Linked DNA regions of Homo sapiens: region 1 is linked to region 2. The links are chromatin loops, found by intact Hi-C in ENCODE. Cell type or tissue: CD4-positive, alpha-beta T cell. All regions are shown on one strand. Links, peaks and the distances in the headings refer to the core of each region. The heading gives the core; the rest is flanking DNA. Region 1 has its middle 160 kb from the start of LINC00538. Region 2 has its middle 250 kb from the start of LINC00538.

Evidence for each region. A loop is a pair of places that touch in the nucleus more often than their neighbours do. Peaks named below come from ENCODE experiments on the same cell type or tissue, not always from the same donor. Only the 100,000 strongest peaks of a DNase experiment are listed, where the experiment ranks them.
Region 1: it touches region 2 in a loop (11-fold over the local background); 4 of 110 quality-filtered maps call a loop at or near these places.

Annotation. Positions count from the first base shown.
Region 1 is chr1:213,757,858-213,766,194 of GRCh38, forward strand. It overlaps a transcript of RPS6KC1 not described here. Among named protein-coding and RNA genes, the nearest start is that of LINC00538, 160 kb to the right of the region's middle. In CD4-positive, alpha-beta T cell, for the core only: no CTCF peak of the experiment used is centred there; a DNase peak (open chromatin) is centred at 4,374.
Region 2 is chr1:213,666,736-213,675,072 of GRCh38, forward strand. It overlaps a transcript of RPS6KC1 not described here. Among named protein-coding and RNA genes, the nearest start is that of LINC00538, 250 kb to the right of the region's middle. RefSeq lists an enhancer at 3,609-4,138. In CD4-positive, alpha-beta T cell, for the core only: a CTCF peak has its summit at 3,636 (motif pointing right); a DNase peak (open chromatin) is centred at 3,756.

The DNA of each region.
Region 1 (8,337 bases), core at 250-8,249, 91 kb after region 2:
TTCTGAAAATCATAGGGCCCTTAAGAATGATGCTAAATATACTCTGCTTGTGCTCTATCAATGGAGCTACAGAGCCTGGATGACAGCACATCTGTTTTCAGCATGGTTAACTCAATATTTTGAGCCCACTGTTGAGACCTACTTTTTAGAATAAAATATTTTTAATACTGCTCATTGACAATGCACCTGGCCACCCAAGAACTCTGATGGAGATGTACAAGGAGATGAATGTTGTTTCATGTTTGATAACACAACATCCATTCTGCCCATGAATCAAAGAGCAATTTAGACTTTCAAGTCTTATTATTTAAGAAAAACATTTTATAAGGCTATAACTCCCATAGATAGTGATTCCTCTGATGGATCTTGACAAAGTAAACTGAAAATCCTCTGGAAAGAATTTATCATTCTAGGTGCCATTAAAAATATTTGTGATTCAGCAGGGCATGGTGGCTCACACCTGTAATCCCAGCACTTTGGGAAGCTGAGAAGGGAAGATCACCTGAGGTCAGGAGTTCGAGACCAGCCTGGACAACATGGTAAAACCCTGTCTCTACTAAAACTATAAAAATTAGCTGGGTATGGTGGTGCACATCTGTGATCCCAGCTACTCAGGAGGCTGAGGCAGGAGAATCACTTGAACCCGGGAGGCGGAAGTTGCAGTAAGCCGAGACCACACCACTACACCCCAGCCTGGGTGGACAGAATGAGACTCTGTCTCAAAAAAAAAAAAAAAATGTGATTCATGATTCATGAAAGGAGGTCAAAATATCCACATTAACAGGGCTTTGGAAGAGATTGATTCCAAACTTCATGAATGACTTTGAGGAGTTCAGGACCTCAGTGGAGGAAGTAACAGCAGATGTGAAAATAGCAAGATAACTAGAATTAGAAGTGGAGCCTGAAGATGGGACTGAATTGCTGCAATCTCGTGGTAAAACTTGAATGAATAAGGAGTTGCTTTTTATGAATGAGCAAAGAAAGTGGCTTCTTGAGATGGAATCTACTCCTGGTGAAGATGCTGTGAACATTGTTGAGCTGACAACAAAAGATTTAGAATATTTGTTCTATAAACTTAGTTGATAAGGCAGTGGTAGGGCTTGAGAGGATTGACTCCAATTTTGACAGAAGCTCTACTGTGCATAAAATGCTATCAAACAGCATCACATGCTACAGAGACTCTTTTGTGAAAGGAAAGTCCATTGGTGCAGCGAACTTCACTGTTGTCTTATTTTAAGAAATTGTCATAGCCACCCCAGCCTTCAGCAACCACCACCCTGATCAGTCAGCAGCCATCAACATGGAGGCAAGACCCTTCACCAGCAAAAAGATTATGACTTGCTGAAGACTCAGAGGATCATTAGCAGTTTTTTTTTATCAGTAAAGTATTTTTGATTAAGTTATGAGCATTGTTCCTTAGCCATAATGCTATTGCACACTTAATAGACTACAGTATAGTATAAATACAACTTTTATATGCACTGGAAAATCAAAAAGTTCATGTGACTTGCTTTATTGTGATACTTGCTTCATTGCAATGGTCTGGAACTGAACCTGCAATTTCTTCAACATATGCCTGTAATTCTTTATATATTTCTGTTTCATTTACTCATTATCTCATTCACTATGGGCCACCCTAACCATGCATGGCCACGTGCCATTATTTCCATGTCACAGATGTGAAGACTGAGGCTGAGGGATTAAACAACTTGCTGAAGCTCACACAGCCAGTAAAAGGGCTTAAACCCTGTCTGGTAAGTGCACATCACCTCTGTCCTCAGCCCCCAGTACTCAGTGGCCTGGCCTACTCTGTCCTGTCTTCTTCCCACAGACCTGTCAGCCCAGCCTCCGCAGCTGTAGATCCTTACCCACCATGTGGGAGGCAATGGTCCTTAGGACCCAGGGATTTCCCCTAAGGTACTTTAGCTCTGTCAGTATTGTGAGTGGGCAAAATGCCAGTGATCAAGGCTCCATCTTCCCCTCCCATGTCCTCTAGCAAGCCCCCTCCTTCTCCCTCACCTAGCACAGAGCCAATGCACTCCCAGTAAATTCAGTGTTTTTCCATTCCAGTGAGTGCAGCCTTTACTTTGATTTGGGTGCAAGCAGCTGCAGGTGCCTCAAGTCATCATGTGCTCTCTTTCCCCCTCGTTCCCTGCAATGTCATCCATGTTTACTTGCTGCTCTGGACTTTAGATTCTGTCAGCATGCCAGTCGGTGGGGCCGCCAGGCACCACAGCTGACAGTCAAATCTGTGATGCCGAATCCTTCTTCTGGAAAAAAGGGCTAAAGAGGTTAATACACTCAAGTCAGGATAAACACACCAGCTGTTAGAGTTTCTAATATTTAATATCATTATCAAATAAATAACTCAGGAAGAAATCACACACATACATACACACACACCACAAACACCCACAGCCGCTGCTTCATTTACAGTGGTTAAAAAAGAATATTCATAAATTATCTTAAAAGCCTCCACAATGGAGTAATGGTTGGGACACAATTAGGGAACATTTGCATATATGCTGCTGCCGGTCCCTGCCCAGAGACATCCTCCCCCAGGTCAGCCCTGGAGAGAGAAACTGGGGGAGCAGGAGGAAGGAATATGAGTTCACAACTATAGGCTTCCCTCTTGATCTGGTAAGATCTCAGCTCAGGCAAGCTTTGCTTCTGCTTTCAATGGCAGATTTCCCTCTGTTAAAAAAACATACCACACTTCTGTCTACCTACACAATTCAAGATAAATTCGTTTTGTTTCAGGAAAATATGTATTCAGACAAACAACATTAGTAATCAGTTTTGTGGATAATGGATTATTTAACTGACCAGTAAATAGTGTTTTGTTGTTGTTTACTCTTCAATCTACTTTGTGTGTAGATATTAGCCAGATCTTGTAGATCTAGCCTTCTGATTCCCTAAACACTAATACTAAGGCTGAGCAGGACAGAATTTTAACAGCCTGTTAACTGTGTCAGGAAAGTGTGAGTCTACTTTTTTTTTTTTTTTTTTTGCCTCAGCTCACTGGCTGCTGTTCACCTGGGCTAAAGGAACAGAAAATGATGATCATCGCATTTGGGGGGAAAATGAACATGGGCTAATTTTTTTTTTAAGGCTCCAACAAAATGTTTTCCAGGTCACAAAGCATGGAACAAAATGAGCTCCATATCTAGTTTATGTTGTATATTATAAGGGAAGCTGGTCTCGGTGACTCTGTTAAGGTTCCATGAGCATTTTTTGAGATAAAGCCTTCATTCCAAGGGGCCAGGGTTGAGCTATTTCCCTTCTCATCAAGCAAAAACCTGGCATCCCGTTTGTCTGTCCAGATGTATTTTTGTTTGGGTTTTTACGCTGTTTGATTGAGATCAAGTCATGAATTTCTGCTCTCTGGATGGGCAGAGGAATGACAATTTATGAAGTCTGAGGATGCATGTTGTTTAGCTCAAAAGCACAGCCAGATGAATTTTGGTGACAGGAAATGCTGCACTGCGTGGCCACAGCAGCCAATATCTGGGGCAATTTCTCTTTTACAGACTTTTGAAAATCAGAGCAGGAGGATATAGTTTTAATAATCTCTCATAACTGGGGCTGTAATGGGTGGGATGGATCAGATGGAAAGGATTCCAATAATTTAAATAGGACTTTGTTCTATAAGACTTCCATCATAATTGTCCTGTTGACATTGTATCTGTGCAAAGGCTTACAGTGATGACTGCACTGTCCACACACTTTCCATTTAATGCTAGGAATGGCGGACAGGCAAATGGCTTCTGCCTTTCAGTCTTTGAGCTTCCAAATGGCTCAGTGCCTCCTTTGCTCACTCAGACATCTTCTAGGTGCCCAGCCAGGTTCCTGGGTTCTTCAAACGAGTTTTTCAAGTGTGTAGAAAATATGCAGCCAGGTGGCAGGGATGAAGGCAAGAAGAATGAGTCTCTCCAGACCCCTGGGGACACCCAGTGGGTGAAAAGGTGTCTCAGAGCTGCTCAGTGGTGGGTTGAGGGTGTTATTAGAGGGATGGAACCATGTCTGAAGTTGGGGGTGTTGGCTGGAGTTTAGATCTTTGATTATTTTTCTATTCAGATATATCTAGATTTGATAAAGTGAGACGAAAATGATTGTTAGAGTCATGAGGATGAAAAAGAATGAAGAGCAAAATGGTGGGTGGGAGAAAGGGAGAGGGAAAGGGGAGGAGGAAAAGAGGAGAAAAGGAAGAAAGAGGGAAAGGGAGAGAGAGGGAGGGAAGGAAGGAAGGATGACGAAAACCAAACTCAGTTCTCAAAGTCAGAGGTGCGCTGTCTCGGGCAGGGACTCTGCCTTGCATAAGCAGTGCCCTCTGCCTAGCGTGCTTTTCACCCTTTTGCACATCAAAAGCTCCTCCTCATGTCTGAGTCACAGATCAAGCCTTCCTGACAACTCAGCACAGAGTTTAGTGCACCCCTCTCCCCTCTGCCTCATTTCCTTTCTGCACTACGCTGTTTCTCTTTGCCTTTCTGTCTTCCGGAGGAAGGGAAACACATCTTTACTTCACAGCTTCCCCCAGCATCCTGGGCCATTCTGGGTTCCCATAAATGTTGTTGAATGAATGAATGAAAATAAGAAAAGTGAACGATGACTAGAGATGCATCAAATACTAGTGTAAATCCAAGAACTCTCCTATAATAAAGAAATTTAATTTCAATTAGATGCATTTGTGATCATTTGCTAATAACAATAGAAATAAAAATGTTGTAAGAATAAGTCAAATATGTGGTGCAGATGGTCACTCTCAAGAGATTTCTTTCCATGCTAATAATAGATGTTTATAATGCCCTTTCTAAGAATAGAAAATACCTGTCATTCATATTAAAATATAAAATTAATTGTATGCTATTAACAAGCTTATGAGCTGTGTGAGGACCTTTTTTGAACAAATACACACACAAGTATTTAAGATAACCCAGGCTTAACTAAGTAGGGAACTAGACAAATGTATAGTTTGAGAGCCATTAACCTAAAAGTAATTTTTTTACGTTTTTTTTTTTTTTTGAGACGGAGTCTCTCCCTGTCGCCCAGACTGGAGTGCAGTGGCATGATCTCAGCTTACTACAACCTCTGCCTCCCAGGTTCAAGCAATTCTGCCTTAGCCTCCCAAGTAGCTGGGATTACAGGCACCCGCCACCATGCCCGGCTAATTTTTGTATTTTTAGTAGAGACAGGATTTCACCATGTTGGCCAGGCTGGTCTCAAACTCCTGACCTCAGGTGATCCACCTGCCTTGGCCTCCCAAAGTTCTGGGATTATAGGTGTGGGCCACTGAGCCTGGCCTTAAGGGTAATTTTTGCTTTTGTTTTCCCATCTCAGTGACGAAGCTGCCTCTGGGAGTTCTTTGTACTGACCAGGTCAGCCCAAAAAACAGGAACCAAACGACGAGAGTCCCTTCATTTCTATCAAACTTTCACTTCCTTCCCCTCTTAGCACCTGACTTGATTCCCAGGAGACCCTTCCAAGATGAGGAAGGAACTGACTTTCCCTTTCCCTGATGGGAATACAGGAGTCCAGCGAGCTGATGGCACTTGCCCAAGGCAGGTGCTACAGAAGACCTAACTCATCCTCTAGTCTGCTGCTGCCAGGAAAAGGGTAACATGGACCCAAGGTCAATTCCGAGCAGGAAGAGCTCTATTCATGGGACCTGGTCCTTGACTCTACCTTCCAGGATGTGAAAAGCTGTAAAAAGGGGATGCTGAGCAGCTTTTCTGATTATCTTCAGGGTAATAAAGAAGAAAGGGAATTAAACAGAAGGATTAAAAATTAAACACCACAAAAAACTTCTGGTTGCTAGGATGGTTTTTAAAACTGGAATAAACGAGTAAGATTCTTAGCGAGTTGAACTCTGCCACAATGATTTTCTTCCATAGAATTACAAATGTCTTAGGCTCCTTAGTGCTGATTTGCACTTCTTAATTCCCAACTCCAGGCAGGTGATGGGCAAGCAGGCACAGGAGCCTTCACTCTGAATTCCCAGCATCCCAACAGTTTAAGCCCCATGCTTTATTTATGTGAATTTTATCTTCATGTAGACATTTTGCTCTCCTTGCTGGAGAAGGTGGTTTCCCCAAACTGCTGCGAATGTTCCTTCTCTGTATATTTTATTCATACGAATCCGTTATTGGCCCATCCCTTCCTGAAAGAGCTGAAATTTGCCCTTGAGGCATCAGATGGAGTAGTCAGATTGTCAAATGTGTCCCCTAATTGAAGTGAACATTGGCACAATATTTGTCGACTGGAAATAAACAGCCCCAGTGAAGTAGCAGGTTTATCACCTTCATGCACTTGTTCAGGTCTTGCTGAGAGTTGACGGAAACACGCAGAGAGAGAAGCTATTTCTCCAGGAAATGAAAACTTTGGCGGATCAGGGGAAAGGGATCTTTCTTAGACTTTGAATCTCCTAAAGCCAAGAACAGTGGCCCAGGGCAGTCAGCAGGGCAGTCAGCAAGGTGAATTTCAGCACTCCTCTGCTGTCCTTTCTTCTCCTGCTCCCTTCAGGGGGCCTCTTCCTCCAGCACCCAAGGGCCCAGGATCAGCCTGCTTTCTCTCCTCCATCAGACCCTCTTTTAGGTTGTCCCTGCTATCAGAGTGTAAGGAACAAAAGATACAGGTGAGATGAAGTTCAGAAAGAGACTCAAATGACCTCCTCTGTCTCTTCCCAATGCCTCATGAATCCTACAACCTCAGAAGCTCTAGTTCTGTGATACCATTCCAGCTGGCATTGGCCTCAGTCCTCCTCTGCCACATGGATGCCTCTGACAGCTTTTCAGTGGACGCTCTTGGGGACAGGGAGTCAGGGAGTCAATGCAAAGCCTTGAAAAAGGCAACCCCAGGTGCAAGCTGGAGTGTTGGTTCCTCTCAAGGTCATATCCTGGAGCAAGCAAGTGGAAGGGACCAAGCCATGCCTGAAGCTGAAAACCCTGCCTCTTCAAGAAAGGTTCCAAAAAATTAGAAGGGCGAGTGTCTTTCTCCAGTCTTGGTCAAGTCAGGCTTGCCCCTCTCACCACTTTCTTACTCCTCAAGAGACCAGTCAGAAGCAGTCCATTTCCTTCCATGAAATCTCCCTATAGGGGGCAGGGGTGGGGTGTCTCTCTCACCATCCATTCTCCATGGCCTTTCCAGGATCTATTCCAGCAAGTTTTCAGGCTTCTGTGGCAGGCCTAGGCCACCAGCCCTTGGACACCCTCTCCACAGCCACCGAGGGAAGTGGTCATCCTGGTGCACCAAGCTCCTTTCAGAGAGATGGTGGATCCCAACCCTGTTTAAGTCTGGATGCAGGAGCAGGCCTGAAAATACTGACAAACACCATAAACTTCCTTGGCCTTCTTGGGCGGTGACTGTTTTTTCTCCACTCCCTTTCTGATTAGGGAGAAAAGATGTAGGGAGAGATGGAGACAGAACAATTCCATAGCGCCCCTAAGAAGGCATCTCTACTCCAATCCCTCTCCGGGGAAAAAGACAGGAATCTCATCTCTAAGTTCCCTTTAACTCACCCTCATAAAACAGGTTGTGACCTCTCCCACCTCCAGTCAGGGCTAGGAGCTCCACTTGTTAGGGCATTGCCAGCTCTTCTCCCTCCTAGCACTTCCCTTAGATTTGAAACGGTCTGCTAATGAGTCTGCCCAGGGCCATTGAATTAGATCCTCTTGAAGGCAAAGGTATTGCTTTCATGACTGCATCTCTGGCCCCCAGTACAGCTCTGTCATAGACTCATAATATTTGTTGAACCGCAAAACTTCCCCCAACTCAATAGGCAAATAAACGTCAGGCACATAAGGCCACTCCTCCCTCTTTCCCAAGTCCTTACCCACTCTACCCTCGCCAGCCCCTCTCCCTACTACTCCCCTCCACCCTTCCACCAACCCACACCTGTAGCAGAATAAGTAACCCAAGTCAGCTGCACTAAGAAACTGGAAACCATTCCCTATCACCAACTTTTAGAAACACTATAAAAAAATTTTTATAATATCATTTTGTGGTTTTTATACTTTACTGTAAGTTATTTGTTCTTCACATTAATTTAAACCAAGTGATGATGGGGGTAGGACACTGTAGAGTTTCTGTATTTTAAGCTTGATCTCTACCTGTGGATTGATGGCTTTGTTTTGTTTTTAGGAATTCTCAGCCTAAGTGGACAGATTAGGAAGCTTGGGGGAAGTATTTTGGAGGTGGGGATATTTTAAAATTCAATCCATAATGTTAGCAAGTAGACAGCAACCTAGTAGGTTTAAGTGTTAGACCAGATCTGTAGCTAATAGTATCCAACTTCCCAACGTGTCTTTCTGGGGATGAAATGGCATTTGTAGAAGCCCAGCG
Region 2 (8,337 bases), core at 298-8,297:
AAAACAAGCCTGCTCTTACGGCAAAGTAGTTAAGCTGTCCTCTTAAGCTCACTCTAGCAGAGTTATTGCCGCTTATTCATAAGGGCACCAGCAACAGCTGTTCACCTGGCCTACCAAGCTCTCCAAAGGAAGATCTCCGTATGTTGCCGGGAGAGGCACGTGAGCTGGTTCTTAGTGAGAAGTGTCCTTGTTTCCCAGTTCGTGAGTGATGGGAAGAGAAAAGCTCAGACCCAAGACGTATGGAGGAGAAGCCTCTTCTTTGTTTTACAGGGTTCAAAGGGCTCACTCCTACCTGGTTTCATCAGTGAGGTGGGCAAACGAAACAGGTTTGTAAGTCACACCTTTATTGTTGGGCATGCTCAAGTTCCAGAAGCAACAAGTGACAGAACCAGGCCTGGAACCCAGGGCTTCCTGAAGGATCTTGTCACTGTACATATTGAGTAAAATACAAAAGAAAAAAAGAAGTTCTGTGAAGTTACAGCAGAGGGAAAATGGGAGGGAGTATAAATTCTTCTAATTTTTGCAAATTTTTATATATAGGCATACCTCAAAGACATTGCAAGCTTGGTTCCAGACCACAACAATAAAGTGACTATCATAATAAAGTGAAGCATGCACATTTTTTGGCTTCCCAGTACATATAAAAGTTATGTTTACACTATACTGTAGTCTATTAAGTATGACTTAATAGGAATAAGGCATTGTGTTTTTAAAAAATGTACATACCTTAATTAAAAATACTTTATTGCTAAAAAATGTTAACAATCATCTGAACCTTCAGCAGGTGGTAATCTTTTTGCTGGTGGAAGGTCTTGCCTTGACGTTGATGGTTGTTGACTAATCAGGGTGGTGACTGCTGAAGGTTAGGGTGGCTGTAGCAATTTCTTAAAATAGTACAGTGAAGTTTACCACATCTATTGACTCTGTCTTTCACAAAAGGTTTCTCTGTGGCATGTGATGCTGTTTGATAGCATTTTACCCACAGTAGAACTTCTGTCAAATTGGAGTCAATCCTCTCAAACCCTGTTGCTGCTGTATTGCCTATAATAAGTTTGTGGAATATTATAAATCCTCTGTCATCATTTTAACAATGTTCATAGCATCTTCACCAAGAGTAGATTCCATCTCAAGAAACCACGTTCTTTACTCATCCATAGGAAGCAATTTTTCACCTGTTCAAGTTTTACCACAAGATTGCAGCAATTCAGTCCCATCTTCAGGGTCTACTTCTAATTCTAGTTCTCTTGCTATTTCTACTACATCTGCGTTGACTTTGTCCACTGAAGTCTTGAGTCCCTCAAAATCATCTATGAGCATTGGAATCTACTTCTTCCAAACTCCTGTTGATATGGATATTTTGACCTCTTGCCATGAATCACAAATGTCCTTAATGGCATCTAACATGGTGAATCCTTTCCAGAAGGTTTTCAATTTACTTTGCCCAGATCCATCAGAGGAATCACTATTTATGACAGCTAAAGCCTTACAAAATATGTTTTTTAAATAATAAGACTTGAAAGTTGAAATGACTCCTTGATTCATGGGCTGCAGAATGTTTTAGCAGGCATGGAAACAATATCCATCTTGTATATCTCCATCAGCTTTCCGGTGACAAGGTGCATTGTCAATGAGCAGCAATCTTCTGAAAGAACCTTCCCCCCGCCGCACCACCCCCACCCCCACCCCGAGGAGTAGGTCTTAATAGTGTGCTTAAAATATTCAGTAAACCATGCTGTAGACAGGTATGCTGTCATCCAGGCTTTGTTGTTCCATTTTAGAGCACAGGCAGAGAAGATTTAACATAATTCTCAAGGGCCCTAGGATTTTCAGAACGATCAGTGAGCATTGGCTTCTACTTAAAGTTACAAGCTACATTAGCCCCTAACAAGAGATCCAGCCTATCTTTTGAAGCTTTCAAACCATGCATTGACTTCTCCTCTATAGTTATGGAAGTCCTAGATAGCATCTTCTTCTAATAGAAGGCTGTTTTGCCTCCATTGAAAATCTATTGTTTAGTGCAGCTACCTTCATCAATGATCCTAGTTAGATCTTCTGGATAACTTGCAGCAGTTTCTATATCAACACTTGCTGCCTCTTTTTGCACCTTTATGATATTAAGACAGCTTATTTCCTTAACCTCATGAACCAACCTCTGCTGGCTTCTAACTTTTCTTCTGCAGCTTCCTCACCTCTCTCAGACTTCACAGAATTGAAGAGAGCTAGGGGCTTGTTCTGTATTTGCCTTTGGCTTAAGGGAACATTATGGCTTTTTTGATTTTCTATATAGACCACTCAAACTTTCTTCATATCAGCAATAGGGCTGTTTTGCTTTCTTATCATTCATGTGTTCACTGGAGTTGTGCTTTTAATTTCCTTCAAGAACTTTTCCTTTGCATTCACAACTTGGCTCTTTGGCCCAAGAGGCCTAGCTTTTGGTTTATTGTGGCTTTCAACATGCCTTCCTTACTAAGCTTAATCGTTCTATCTTTTGATTTAAAGTGAAAGACATGTTACTCTTCCTTTCACTTGAACACCTAGAGGCAATTGTGGTGTTATTAATTGGCCTAATGTCAGTACTGTTGTTTTTAGGGAATAGGGAGGACTGAGGCGAGGGGAGAGAGAAAGGGGGGTGGCCAGTGGGCAGAGTGGTCGCAACACACACGTTTATTGATTGAGTTCACCATCTTATATAAGTACAGTTTGTGGTGTCCCAAACCAATTATAGTAATAACATCAAAGATCACTGATCACAGATCACCATAACAGATGTACTAATAATTAAAAAGTTTGAAACATTGTGAGAATTACCAAAATGTTACACAGAGGCACAAAGTGAGCACACGATGTTGAAAAATGGCACCGATAGACTTGTTTGGTGCGGTTGCCACAAATCTTCAATCTGTAAAAAACACAATGTCCGTAAAACGCAATAAAGCAGAGAGCAATAAAATGAGGTTTGCCCATCATTCACCTTATTTGATTTATCCTATGGTACAAGCAGACAGGTTTGATTACAGAAGCAGTTCAGAAAGTTTGTGTAATTTGTTCAAGATTCCGACCGCTGATACATGGGACAGCCAAGACCAGAATTCAATTCTTCTAACTCCCAAGTGCAGTACTGTGTTGCTTTGGAGTCTGAAACCCTATAAGGTTCACACTTTTCTCAGCCCAGTCTGGCCCTCCCCTGGAATGCCTGTCTGGGGTCTTCCAGCCTCACCTAGGGATCCTGTGGAATGGTCAGTGGAGTACAGGGAAAGGAGTCTAATGTTGTGTTATTATCCTGGCTCTGCAGTCCCAAATTGCTCAGGAAACTTTTTATGGGTTTTAGTTTTGTCATCTGCAAAATGAAGCAGGTATTATGCACCCACTCCATCCTACAGGGGGCATTGAAGGCTCCAGGGCAGGAGTGTGCAAATCCTTCGAGGAGGTCCCTGTGCTGTTCCTGTAGGTGAGAGAGGCTTCCCATTTTCTGTTATTTCAACTCATCTGCCCTTAACAGTGGATGCTGTCCTCAGCCCCAAGCCAGAGGGAGGAGGCTGTGCCAGTCTGTGGGATCTGGGCTACTGCTCACTTGGGAGCCCTTTTGGCCAGCCTGTTTTCGTTGACTGTCCCAGGCAGCCTGCCTAGGGGCCTGTTTTGCTGGAAGAATGAGCAGTAGGGGGAAGAGCAGCTCCACAGGTGAGCAACAGAGACAGCTAGCTCAGAGCCTTTAAAATGAAAGTGTTCTCTTGAGAGTGTGCAAAGATCTGATTTGTGATAGATCAAAGTCAGGAAATGCATCACTCCTCCAGAATCAAAGGCTCCTTGCTCTCAGGAACAGACAGCAAAGATTCCTCTTGCAAGAAGAGCTAAGCATAACAATAGAGAGTGGCTGCCACCCTCCCCCAGGCCAGGATAGGGGCCTGGCTGTGTTGACAAACATCTGCACCTGGGCTGCACCTGCCAGGCAAGGACTGACCTGGAAGCTGCAAAGTGCACCTGCTCTTCTGATTTCCTGTTGTTCATCGGTGGTGGGGACAGGTTCCACTGAACCTTGAATATCCCTCCTTTCTCCATTTGGGGATTGGCTGAGGATGTGGCAGGGCTGGTCAGCCTCCAGTTCCAGCACTTCTACTCATTTCCTCTGTGACCTTGGGAAAGACCCTAGCTCAATTAGGTTTCCTCAACAGTCTTGTGGCTTCAGATCTTCTGTTTTATTCCCTCTCAGGGGTTTGGTGAGGGGTTCCATCCTGAGCTTCAGTCAGGACAATGGGTGGGGGATTTGCTCTGTGATCAGGAAGGAGCCATTCATGTGGCTTTGACCAGAAAGCACAGAAAAGAAGGGAGAACACCCAAGCCTTCCACAGCACTCGGTTCCAACCAGACTTTTTTATTCATCAGTGAAGTTTTATTCATCCATCCATTGATGGACACCTAGGTTATTGTAGTATACATACACAATGGAATAGTATTCAGCCTTAAAAACAGGAAATTTTGTTATTTGCAATAACATGGATTAACCCAGAGGCCACTATATTAAGTGAACTAAGCCAGGCACAAAGAGACAAATACCACATGATCTCACATATATGTGGAAATTTAAAAAGTCAAACTCTTAGAAGTAGAGAGCAGAATGGTGTTTACCAGGGGCTGGGGTGGGGAGGTGGAGGGGAACGGGGAGATGTTGGTCAGTGGGTATAAAGTTTCAGTTACACAGGAGGAGTTTTGGTGATTTATTTCACAGTATGTTGGCTACAGGTAAGAACAATGCATTGAATATTTCAAACAAGCTACAAAATAGGATTTAAAACCTTCCCATCACAAAGAAATGATACGAGGCGGGCATATCACTTGAGATCAGGAGTTCAAGACCAGCCTGGCCAACATGGCGAAATGCCATCTCTACTAAAAATACAAAAGTTAGCTGGGCATGGTGGCGCATGCCTGTAATCCCAGCTACTCGGAAGACTAAGGCAGAAGAATCGCTTGAACCTGGGAGGTGGAGGTTGCAGTGAGCAGAGATCGTGCCACTGCACTCTAGCCTGGGCAACAGAGGGAGAATCTGTCTTAACAACAACAACAACAACAAGAAAACAAAAACAAAGAAATGATAACTATTCAAGGGGATGGATATACTAATTAACCTGATTTGATTATTTCACAGTGTATATAAGTATTGAAACATCACCTGTGCCCCATAAATATATATGATTATTGCTTGTCTATTAAAAATAAAGCTAAAAAAAAAAAGAAAATTGAGGCTAGCAAGAGTGATGGTCCTTGGCTCTCCACCCCAACCCTACCCACACAGGTCACTTTAGCCACATTCATTCTTACTTCTACTATCCAAGGATAGGTTGTTCCTTCTCTTCCTCAAAGCTTCCAGGATGCTCTGGACTGTACTCTATCCCATATCTCCAAAACCTTGTCCCACTGGTTGTATTCAACCTCTTGCCCGCCTGGTGAGCCTTCCTTTCGGCCTGGGAACATACTCAACACATCCTCTCCTATAAATGAAGCAAACTGAAACTCTTCTCCACACCCATATTTGGCCACAACCTGATCTCTTTTCTCCCTTTCTCATCCACTCTTGAAAGCCTTGTCCATATTCTGGGCCTCCATTTCTGTATTTCACATTTTCAAACACATTTCAATCTGATTCCAGCCTTCACTGCTCTACTGAAACTTCTCTTGAAAAAATCACTGGAAAATCTTAATTGCCAAGTTCAAATCTTTACCATAGAGGACCTGTTTGCTGAAAGTGAGACAGTGAAAATGCCATTCTACTTCAGATGTTAGATTATCTTAGCCTCTGTGATTCCATGCACCTTTGGCCTTCCTGCTATGTCTCTTATTACCCCTTTATCTCCTCTGTGGGGACCTCTTCTATGCACTCATAAAATTCATCATTCTAGAGTTTTACTCTACACTCTTTTATCATCTAGCCTTATCCACTCTGAGTGTTTCAACTCCCACATATAAACTAATAATTTTCAAATCATTATTTTCGGTCCAGAGCTTTCCCCTGAGCTTCACACTTGCATAACCAACAGTGGGCTAGATGTTTTTACCTGGATGGACCATTCAGCATATCCAATACTAAACTCGTCATCTCATCCCTGTACGTTTTCTTCACCATTTCCAATCTCAGTTGCTGGCATTTCCATCCATCTCAGGTTCCCATCAGGCCAGAAACCTGAGAAACATCTCCCTCCACCCAAGTGCCTCCAGTTGTACCTTATAAGAAAAATTATCAAAATCTGTCCCATCTTCACTATCTTTCCTACCCCAAACTCTGGGAAAAGAGATAGAGTTCTACATGGGAGGGCTTTTGAGGCTCCACGCTAAGAATATGTCATAGACCTGAAGCTACTAAGACCGAAGTTTCCATGTGACTCTGATTTAGAGCCTCTGAGCAGGGTGGACAGCAACTGGGATTCATACAGATCCATAAACATGGATCAGCAGCTCAGTGAGATGTCCCACACTATTATTCCCAATGGAAACAATTTCTTCTACTTCCCAGCTGTCAGGAGATAAGCTGGAATAAGTCAGGAGTAGTTAAGTTGTCTCTGGATAACACACAATCAGATATTCTAAAAGACAGTGGATTCAATTGCTTCTCCAAGGAACTGCCTAGACTTTCACTGTTGGTAAACCTAATCAGGGCTGAAGAGAAAAAAGAGGTGAATTTGTCAGCCAGATGTACAGAACTCAGGTTAGAGATACTGCAGTGGACGTTAGCAGCTGGAAGTGATGATGGTTTCACTCCACAACTTGAAGACACATCCCTGACAGGTGTGATCCCAGAGCATGAAATAAGTGTTCCCTGATCAAGGTCAGGAACTCCTACAAGCACTATCTATAGAAATTCTGAGGCCACAGTGCCTATCCCAAGACCAGATATAGGGCCTCAAAGAGAGAGAAGTACTTTTTAGTACTAAGGGAAATTTTCTGCCTGTATTATGTGGTTTCAGAATGTCCTGGAAAACCTTCTCCCTCTTAAGCCTATAGCTCCATTAGAATAGCCCTCTACCATTTAGTGTGAATTGGGTTTGTTTTTTTCCTTTCTTCAATCTTATCCCTTTCTTTTAAAAAATAATTATTCTTTCTTTTTTAGTCATTTCAATTTGTCTTTTTGATTCAGGGGGTACATGTATAGGTTTGTTACATTGGTATATTGCATGATGCTGAGGTTTGAGATATGAGTGATCCCATCTCTTAAATAGGGAGCATAGTACCCAGTAGTTTTTCAACTCTTGACCCTTTCTCTCCCTACCCCTTCTGGCAGCCCCCAGTGTCTATTGTACCATTTTTTTTTTGAGACAGAGTCTCGCTATGTTGCCCAGGTTGGAGTGCAGTGGCATGATCTCAGCTCACTGCAACCTTGGCTTCCTAGGGTCAAGTGATTCTCTTACCTCAGTCTCCCGAGTAGCTGGGACTACAGGTACATGCCACCACGCCTGGCTACTTTTTGTATTTTTAGTGGAGACAGGGTTTTGCCATGTTGGCCAGACTGGTCTTGAACTCCTAATCTCAGGTGGTCCACCCACCTCAGCCTCCCAAAGTCCTAGGATTACAGGCATGAGCCACTGCACCTGGCTTGTACCATCTTTATGTTTATGAGTACCCAATGTTTAGCTCCCACTTTTAAGTGAGAATATATAGTGTTTGGTGTTCTGTTCCTATATTAGTGTGCTTAGGATAATGGCCTTAGGATAATGACTCCATCCATGTTGATGCAGAGGACATGATTTTATTCTTTTTATGGCTATGTAGTATTCCATTGTGTATATATACACCACATTTTCTTATCCAATCCACTACTGATGAATGGCATCTAGGTTGATTCCATGACTTCGCTATTGTAAATAGTGCTGTGATGAACATACAAATGCCTGTGTCTTTTTGGTAGAACAGTTTATTTTCTTTTGGATATAAACCCAGTAATGGGATTGCTGGGTTGAATGGTAGTTATATTTTACTTCTCCAGACTGTTTTCCCCAGGGGCTGAACTAATTTACATTCCCACCAACAGTGCATAAGCATTCCCTTTTTCTCTGAAGGCTTGCCAGCATCTGCTTTATCTTTTTTTTAACTTTTTAATAATAGCCATTCAGACTGGTATAAGATGGTATCTCATTGTGGTTCTGATTTTCATTTCTCTGATGATTTGTGATGTGAGGCATCTTTTCATGTTTGTTAGCCACTTGTATGTCTTCTTTTGAGAAGTGTCTGTTCGTGTCCTTTGCCCATTTTTTAATGGGGTTTCCTGTTTTTTGCTTGCTGAATTGTTTAAGTTCCTTATAGATTCTGGGTATTAGACCTTTGTTGGTTGCATTGTTTGCAAATATTTTC